2 separate regions of the Homo sapiens genome follow, and region 2 is linked to region 1. The links are chromatin contacts, found by Hi-C or POLR2A ChIA-PET in ENCODE. All regions are on one chromosome and are shown on one strand. Each heading gives the region's core, a stretch centred on a gene start or an enhancer-like site at or near the end of the contact. The rest is flanking DNA. Distances are from core to core; before and after follow the strand shown. Region 1 has its middle 78 kb from the start of ARID1B. Region 2 overlaps ARID1B (AT-rich interaction domain 1B).

What was found. A loop is a pair of places that touch in the nucleus more often than their neighbours do. ChIA-PET counts read pairs that join two places held with the same protein, here RNA polymerase II (POLR2A). Pooled maps may share reads with other maps.
Region 2: a loop to region 1 is called in a pooled map, with 3 times the contacts of the local background. The contact joins two enhancer-like sites. A Hi-C loop is called at or near these places in 10 of 37 single-sample maps with no recorded cell type and 6 of 50 pooled maps. POLR2A ChIA-PET finds 5 or more read pairs at or near these places in 1 of 52 experiments (GM12878).

Annotation. Positions count from the first base shown.
Region 1 is chr6:156,696,855-156,701,149 of GRCh38, forward strand. No RefSeq gene overlaps it. Among named protein-coding and RNA genes, the nearest start is that of ARID1B, 78 kb to the right of the region's middle. RefSeq lists enhancers at 208-257, 1,998-2,237. Within about 2 kb of position 1,562, at least 6 of the 41 ENCODE cell types and tissues checked have a DNase peak (open chromatin) inside an H3K27ac peak, as active enhancers do.
Region 2 is chr6:156,917,406-156,921,881 of GRCh38, forward strand. All of the region lies in intron 3 of ARID1B (AT-rich interaction domain 1B), which reads left to right. Among named protein-coding and RNA genes, the nearest start is that of MIR4466, 140 kb to the left of the region's middle. RefSeq lists an enhancer at 50-109. Within about 2 kb of position 1,373, at least 3 of the 41 ENCODE cell types and tissues checked have a DNase peak (open chromatin) inside an H3K27ac peak, as active enhancers do.

The sequences.
Region 1 (4,295 bases), core at 312-2,811:
CTTTTTTTGTATCCCTTTCTATAGCACCAGGCACAGAAGCCCTCCATAAATACTTCTTAACTAGACTTAATATGTTCTAAAGCCAATGGTGAGATAGAACTGAGATTATTTTTTTCGTGGCTGGCTATCAGTTCTATTTCATTTGAATGGCCAAGATTCTCTCACAGCACATCAGGTCTCTATTAAAATTAATTATGATCAGACTCTATCCATCCATCACTTAGGGAGAAAAGATGACAGAGGTGTCCCTCCAAAGTCATCCTGGCCACTCCTGGAGGTGGAAGATTGCTCTGGGGCCCAATGTGACGTGTCTTCACTCTAATCATCAAATATTTTTAAATATTACTCAATAATCTCTAAGAAACTACAAAAAGGGAGGTCATCAATGTGAGTTCTGCCCCCAAAATCACTTAAAGTCCAAACTTGGCAGAGAAGAGAGGCCCCATCACTCTGCACCTGTTCCCTAGCCAGTTCTCACGGCCCAGGGCAATTTCCCCTTTCACTTCCCCTCAAGGGGAATGTACCGCCAAGCACTCCTACCTGGTTTGACATCCCATGTTCATGGCTGGATAATGACAGAGCCCTTCATGAATTCTATGGCATGCAGTATCTTCTGCTCTGCCATGTTCAGGGAGGAGAGAATACACATGCACAGCTGAAATCCCCTAGACAGTTACCATGTATCTATCTCCGTTCAGTGAAACAAGCCTGCAGAATGCTGTGAGCATTCTTTGTTCTTCTTCCTTTTTTGCAGATGTAAGAAAACCTAAGAAAGGGAAGCCATGTCCCTACCAGTAGGAACGCTTTCAAAGGAAGGGAAGGATGTGACAGCTGGGTGCCAGGCATGGTCCTAGAGAAACTGACATCCATTTTGTACTTTAATCCACATCAGGACACTTCAAGGTAGCTGATATTGTCTTCAATTTGCAGATGAGGAAAGAGATTAAAGAAATTAAGTGATATACGTTGGGTCATGTGGATGATAAATCATACACCAGGATTTGAAGTAAGCTTCCTCTGATTCCAGAATGTCTTCTAAGAATCTGCTACACTGCAACGTGCCTTTGGGCTGGTTAGTTACTCCCTTGAGTCCAAGCTTGGTTATCTTCCTTAATAGCTCCCTCTCTGCCCTGGATCCTATTTTTAAAAAACAACAGCTATAAAAAGTTACCCTACCAGATTAAAAAAGTCACCAATCTACAACAATTAAAACAGAACGGTGAGCAGTAAAACAGCAGTTCAAATATAAACTCAGGTGTGTGATAAAAGGAGCATTTCAGATCAATGGAGGACAAGAAGATTGTTCTATAAATGGTATTGGAAAACCTGGTTAGTGAAACAATTAGTAGATGCCCAATAAGTGTTTGTAATTTGTTTTACTGTAAAATTAAATGAGATAACACATGTTCTCCAGCTTCCGCAGTGACTGCTAAGAAAAGAGAGTCAGTGTAACTTTTTGAGGTCTGGACTTCCTAAGTCTCTCATCTAGATAGCACCCAGACCTTCATTCCTTAAAAAAATCTCCTACAATACTTTCAAATTTACAAAGTGCTTTCACTACCCCATTAGTGCAGGGCAGGTGTTCTTATTCTCACTTTCTATATATGGACACTGAGACTCAAGAGAGGTTACAATCGCAGCTGGCGTGGCCGTGTGAAACTTAAAGACGGCTTCCTGGTTCCTCGTGCCATGGTCTTAACACTAAACTCTCTATATATAGTCTCTCCCCACCCCCACCCTCATGTTCACACCACAAAATTTAACAATGGAAAACAAATAACATCAATACTTTACCAAGAGCACAGTAACTAGGTTAATTTCTATGTAATCCCAATCAGTCTTTGCCCATAGCACACATTTTACAACATTATCGTCATAGTTTAATTACAATTTAGTGGCCCATTTTCCCACTTAACAATGCTGTTTACAGTTTTGTAGCAAATGACTGATGTGCATCTTTCCTGTCTCTTGCACACTTCTCTTCTTTAAAGTCATCCATGTAAATCTCCATCTCTAATCCAATTGCTCTTAAATGAATTTCGTTCACTTGAGTGACTGCATTCAGTTGTGTTCCCCTTTACAGGCAGTCATTTATCGCTCTTCCCCCAGCAAGAAGTCCTGTTTCTTTTCCCAATCCATAGGTGACTTTAAATGTTGTTTGGTTTCCTGGGCTTTCAGGATTTCTCTCCTGCAGGTGAACCGCCAGGAGCTCTTCTTCTGCAGGTTCCTGCCTAGGTGTGAGCAGCATAAGGAACTGTCTCTTGCCTTCTTGGAGTTTATGACTATGGCACTCCTGTTAAGGAATCACTCCTCACTCCTTTTTTAACCTGTGGCTTTCCAATTTCACTTCCCCAGGCCAGTCATCACTAAAACCATGACTCACCCCCATGGTTTCCTCTCTGGCAAGGGAGAAATTTCAAACCTGAACATTTTCATCACCGTTATGTATACAGTATGATTCACGGAGACTCTATTAGCGTATTAAGTAAGTCATTATTTTCAATCGTCTACACTGTATGTTAAAAAACAGAGGCATTTTACTGCATACTTAATGTTCTATTCCCCCCATTTAGTAGATGGAAATGGCCTCATAGAAACATATCTGACTCAACCAGTCTCTGTTTGGAAACAATATAGAAAGAGACACAGAAAAGATACATTTTTTGGTCAGTGCCTGTCTTAAATGCTCCATAAGGTCAAGTTCAGTCAACTTGAAATAAGGAGTTATGGGGTCTTAACAAAGTAGCGCTCAAATAGTCTGTCAATAAATATCTATTGAATGTCAGCACCCAACTCTGTAGAAATGGCTGAAGGGAAATGCTGCTAAAAGCCACCTTGTCTGACAAACACATACACTGGCAAAATCTGCCAAAAGAGGGTGACATAAAATGAAGGTTGTAATGTTTTTAAAAGGTTGCTTTTGATCAGGCTATAACTGTAAAGTGCTTTCACTTAATTAAAATAGAGATGATAAAGCTACAGAAGAACAATAATAGTAATTGGGAAAGATACTGTTGTGATTGGTTTTGCTTTCAAGCATCTCCTTGTAAGAGTTTTATGCAAGGGGAGGGGCAAGAATCATTTTTCCTAAGAACTTATTTAATCTATTGATAAGTCTCATAATTTTCTTTTCCATCATTAAGGAGCTTTTCCTGGAGAAAAAGAAGTCCAAATTTCATTTTGGGAGGAAAGAAAGAAAATTTTTAAAAATTATGATTTAGCACGTCTTAGGCTGGGTGTAACTTTTCATGACTCAGCTAACAGGTTAGGAATGGCCAAGCATGGTTGAATATTCTGCTTTTGTGAGGCGTGGGCATTGCCAATAGTTGAAAGTTATGGTAGCTGTAATTCAGAAGCGGGAATAGAAGTGTCAACCTGAGAAAAATGTAGCACTAAAGTAACAAGCCAAATTGCTGGCATTGTCAGTAGCTGTGATTTCACTGTATTGATTGTCCCCTGTGAAATGTGAGGCTCTTTATTTGAATCATTTGTATGGGTGTCATATTGGGTTAATTGCAAAGCAATTGGATTTAATAATAATATAATGGTGTATCCATGTACATCGATTGCTAGAATTGTGAGATGTGAATTGCACTTGATCATGAGGTCGGGCTTCCCGATGCTACAGGATGAGCAAGTCCCAGGCTAATCGTGTAAATTTAAGCTGCCTAGGGTGAGCTTTAACTTATATGCCAGTTTGGATTGTTATTGCAAATGCTTTATAGGCCTGGAACATGACTGGTTATAAATGGGATGGCCTTGAACTTGAATTGTTTTAAAAAGCATAGCTTCATGTTGAGTTAACAGCATGCCGTGAAGATCAGTACCAACATAAACACAGTGAATGAAGGCTTTCTGTTGGCCATGCTTTTTTGTAGAATTTCATATTTGCTAAAATTATTTCAGTTGTAGCTAAGTTGCTTAGTCCCATTAAGTAAGAAATGCAAGAAAGATGGTTCTCGAAATGGGCAGGAATTCCCTGAACAGCATGGTCTCATGCCAAATAAACAAATCAATGACCGAGTTAATAATTTCATAATAATTGAAGATAAAACATAGTTATATATTTGCACAGTTATTTTTAACGTTTAAAATTGGTGGATATGTTTCACTTTTCCAGTTGAAGGATATTCCTTTCCAAAAGGGATGAAACAAGGGAACAATAGATTTTTATGGGAAAATTCCACATCCAAGAGATGAAAGGAAAACTTTAAAAATCAAGACAAATCTGAGGAGGAAAACTTGAGGCTTTAAAGAAAGAAGAAAAAGGAAGAGGAGGAGGAAGAAGAGAATGA
Region 2 (4,476 bases), core at 123-2,622, 220 kb after region 1:
AAAGGAGCCCCTAGTTGAACAGGAGGGTTGACGGTGCCGTGGGAGGGGTGTGTTTCAAGCTGTGATTCTAGTGTTGTGAGGCTTAGGAGAAGATGTTGATAAAAGTGTCTCAGAGGAAGTCTGGAAGAATGAGGAAGACTTTGCTGGTGAGAGAAGAAGTGATCCTGGGATAGGGCCAGTTCCTTGTTAGTGAAAATAGAGGGGATGCCCATTCCTGAGAGATACTGAAGTAGACAATGAGGTCAGTTAACAGTCAAGGTCATTTAGATGGAGCATATTAATTATGGTGGGAACTGGTGATTTATATTGCCTTTGCCTCAGTGATTAAAAATGAAATGAGGTTATTTATTGTTCAATATCATTTAAAACAGAAAATAGTACTAGTTTAGCAGTTAACTTCTAGCAGTAGATCACTTGGTAGTTGGACCAAGTGGAAATCTGAGTCTACTTTTATGAGAGTAGGTAGATGGGTGTTTAAATGATATTTTCTAAAATATCTTTCTTCAGACATCTTTTTGGTCAGCAATTTTTAAAAGAGATGCCGTGAACTGGAAGTACTTGGCACATGGGCAATCATTTGGAAAAGAACAAAATAGTACTGGAACATGGGGGTAAAATAGGTTTCAATTTTTTAACATAAAATATCCATCATAATCCACATAGTAAGCAAAATCTTTCAAAGGAGCTTAACTTAGAAAAAATACTTTTTTTAAAGCTAAAAACATAGTGAAATATATTTTTGATTTAAAGCTTGTAACAGCATGCCACTCAAGTCATTGAAGGAACACAGAAGTCACATTAGGGACAGAGGCTGTGATCCATTGTGGGGTAAACAGTTCCTTATATTGTTGTTATTTATATTATGCAAATCTGTTTCTTATATAGAAATAAGACCAAAATTTAATTTATAAGCCAATCCTGCAGATTTTGGGGGAAAATTAACCTTACAAGGCCTGTGGAAAGCCACTGAAGTGTTCATTTCACTTATTTTAAGATTTTATTATAAGAGCAAAAAAACAAGGACATATATAGTTTGTTGCCATTAATTGCTTAGTTTTTGGATATTAACACAGTCTATTAACTCAGTAAAAACCAGAATATAGTTAATGTTATTCTTTGTTTTAAAGGATATTATTAGTGAAGACTTGGGTTATGTTTGAATTTTGAATCTTTTTCTTTCTTCTTGCTACAGTTGTCTCAGGCTTTGAACCATTGCTGAGGGAGATTTCCTTTTAAGTTTGAAGAGCTTGTAAGCATCCGAGGAGACAACTTCTGGGTCACTTAGTGGCTGAGCAAGGCCTATTCCTAGACTCTGATTGTTGACTTGGGGCTTCTAACCTTGTGTTGGGGCCGGTTTTGGGAGCACAGAGGTGGGGTTAGATAGGCTGCAGGAGCCACCAGCCTGCCTGCGCTCGCTCTGGCAGGATGACTGATGCCAGGAGGATGGGAATGAGGACTAGTGACCTTCCTCTCTCTGTTCCCTTTTTCTCCCTTGGGGGAAAAACTAGTATAGTAAAAGCTCAGCACTCGTTTTGAATATAGGTGTAATTTGCTGCGTTAACAGTTTCAGTTTATTGTGTGTTTTGGTGGCGTTATTCCTGAAAGCTTCTTAAAATAAAAAAAGTAGAAAAAAAGACCCATTGAAGAATGAAGAAAAATAACATTTTGAGAATGTTAGAATGTCTTTTGGTATGAATTTGGTTTTCTTAATTGCTGTAGAAATCAGGGTGAATCTGTAGTTAGTTGCAACTATGTCTGCCTGGGCCTTTGCTTTTCCTTAATAGTAGCAGAAGAAAGCAAGAGAAAAATCCTCAGATTTTATACACATCACTTCTAGTATCGAAGCATTTTTGGCTTTTAATGGAAAACTTTCAGTGTTTTTTTAATATGTTTTGAAGTATAATTGGGAATTTAATTGCATTGGATCATAATTTGATAATGCTATGTATTCATTTTCATATTTAACATATATTTTAAGTTTTTTTTTTCTTTCTAGTACCAGAATTAAAACCAGGAAGTGAGGAATTATATAGTAATAATATTTTCAATACTAATTTTAGAAAGGGGATGGAAGGCTCCTCCTGAGAAGAGTAGCCAGGAAGCCAGGCAGGCCTGGAGTGTGTGGCCAGCTGTGTCCTGGTTTGAAGCATCTCAGACACTGTTGGGCAGCTGCTTAGCCCAGTTTAACTGAAATGTGGAGGAGATCACATCAGCTGGGCATGACTGTCTACCATGGAGGCAGGAGAGGAAAACCTTAGATTGTTGAAGATGTATTTCTTAGTTGGGCGTGTTAGCGGACATCTGTAGCTCCAGCTGCTCAGGAGGCTGAGGCAGGAGGATCCCTGAGCCCAGGAGTTCAAGGCTGCAGTGAGCTCTGATCGCACCACTGCACTCCAGCCTGGGTCACAGAGTGAGACCTTGGCTCTTTAAATGAATGAATGAATGATATATTTCATCAAAGGCTAAAGAAAAACTTCAAACACCTTAAGAGGAGGGTTTAGTCTAAAGAGCAATTAAGCTTCACCTCCTTCTCTGATCCTAACACTGCTATAACTAACTGTAGGTGGGTGATCCCTCTCTCCCGCCAGAGGAGGATTTATGGAATTGAACCAGATGTCTTCACGCATGAGTGGACATTGCCTTGTTCTCTAGTTTTTAGTCCTAGTTCCCCAGACTCAGCAGCCAGTGGAAGAAGAAGCCTGCTCTTCTAAACCAGAAAGTTGGGTAGAACTGGCGCTCTCCGAGCAAGCCTCCTCATTGCACCCCTTCACCTCCCTCCCCTTCAGCTCCCTGGGCCTGACAGCCCATCTGTCTTCCTCTCTGATACCCTGCTCCTGCCCCCATTGGTATTGAGGGATGAAGTTGGGAAGAGAATGCAGTGTGCAGTTAAAAGTATCATCGAGGCTCATTATATATTCACTAATTCTCTTTCCTTGATATTTATATTCTGACACAAGGGAAATTGGGGAATTATTTTTTTCCTGGATTGTTTTTTTGCTACTCTCAGCTGCTTTCATTTGTCTTTAACATGCTCATTTCAATATGTTAAACTATGAAAAATGAAATAAAACATAATTTATACATAAAGTTCTTTCTTCATCAGTTTCTTTGATTTTTAAAATTTTTAATTAGAGTAACAAGCTCTATGTATATTGTATTCCAGAGGAAGATTATCTTCAGATGTTTGAAATGTAGCATTATTTTTAGCATTTGCTAATGTGGGCAGTGGTCACCTTTTTCTTTTTTTCTGCAAAAGAAAGAACAGAACCAGCTTAGGTCACTGATTGATTTTCCCCAAAGTGCTAGGCTTTTGGGAGAGGAATGGGTTTATGTCTCTTTGCATTAGCCTAGGGAGACAGAAGAAGATGGTGTCAGGAAGTCGGGCAGGGAAGGCCCTTTGGTATGTATACAGCTGTGGTTTTCTTTTCTTTCTCTTTTTCTTGTTCTTTTCTTTTCTTTTTTTTTTTTGACAGAGTTTCACTCTCGTTGCCCAGGCTGGAGGGCAGTGGTGCAATCTCAGCTCACCACAACCTCCGCCTCCCAGGTTCAAGTGATTCTCCTGCCTCAGCCTCCTGAGTAGCTGAGGGATTACAGGCAGTAATTAATTAATTAATTAGCAGGGGGACTCCAGGACCCTGGACCCCACTGTTTTACCAGTTGCCAAATATTTGGTGTATCTTCCTTGCTTGAAAGCAGTAGTTCTCATGTCTGCTTTCCTTATGGAAGAGCAGTGGGGGATTAACTTCAGGATGAATATATTAGTCACCTTGCTTGGAAAGTTGGAGGTGTTCATTTTAACATAAAGTGGGATGAATATATAGCTTGCCCTCCTTGGAAAGTTGGAGGTGTTTAACATAAAGTGACTAAAGAAATAAATAAAGTGGGTAAATAAATAAATTTTATTTTAATTTAATTTTGATGTAATTGATGATAATTTCAGATTTCTGGAGTCATCTTTATGTTTTTTCCCAAATGGAAATTTGACTGTTTAAAAGGTAAAAAGTCTTCTACAGTAATAGCACTTGATGGGAAAACACACACACACACACACACACACACACACACACACACACACACACACACACACAAAATGTAAGGGAATCTCTAAAAAATTCACATTTTCTGCTATTTCTTGGAGAAGGGGGATGCCTGTGGCCTGTCTACTTTCGTAGAAGATTGGTAAAGTTGATACTAATTGGATGCTAAGTTCTTTTTAGTATATTGTTTTTCTGAAAGTCTGTACTCTTAGAGTGGGGAAGAGATAATTTAGTAGATCAAATGATCCATTTTAACATCTTGTAAAAAGTTCAAAAAGTAATACATATTTGTAAAAAAAATTCAGCAGAATCCTTGTGCTTCTTGCATTTTGAAAGCATTATTGATACAATGCAAAACAACAGAATCTTCTTTATCTTTTATTGTCTTTGGCTGTTTCTTCTGTTTCTCTAGCTTTTTTTTTCTTTTTCTTTCCTTCAG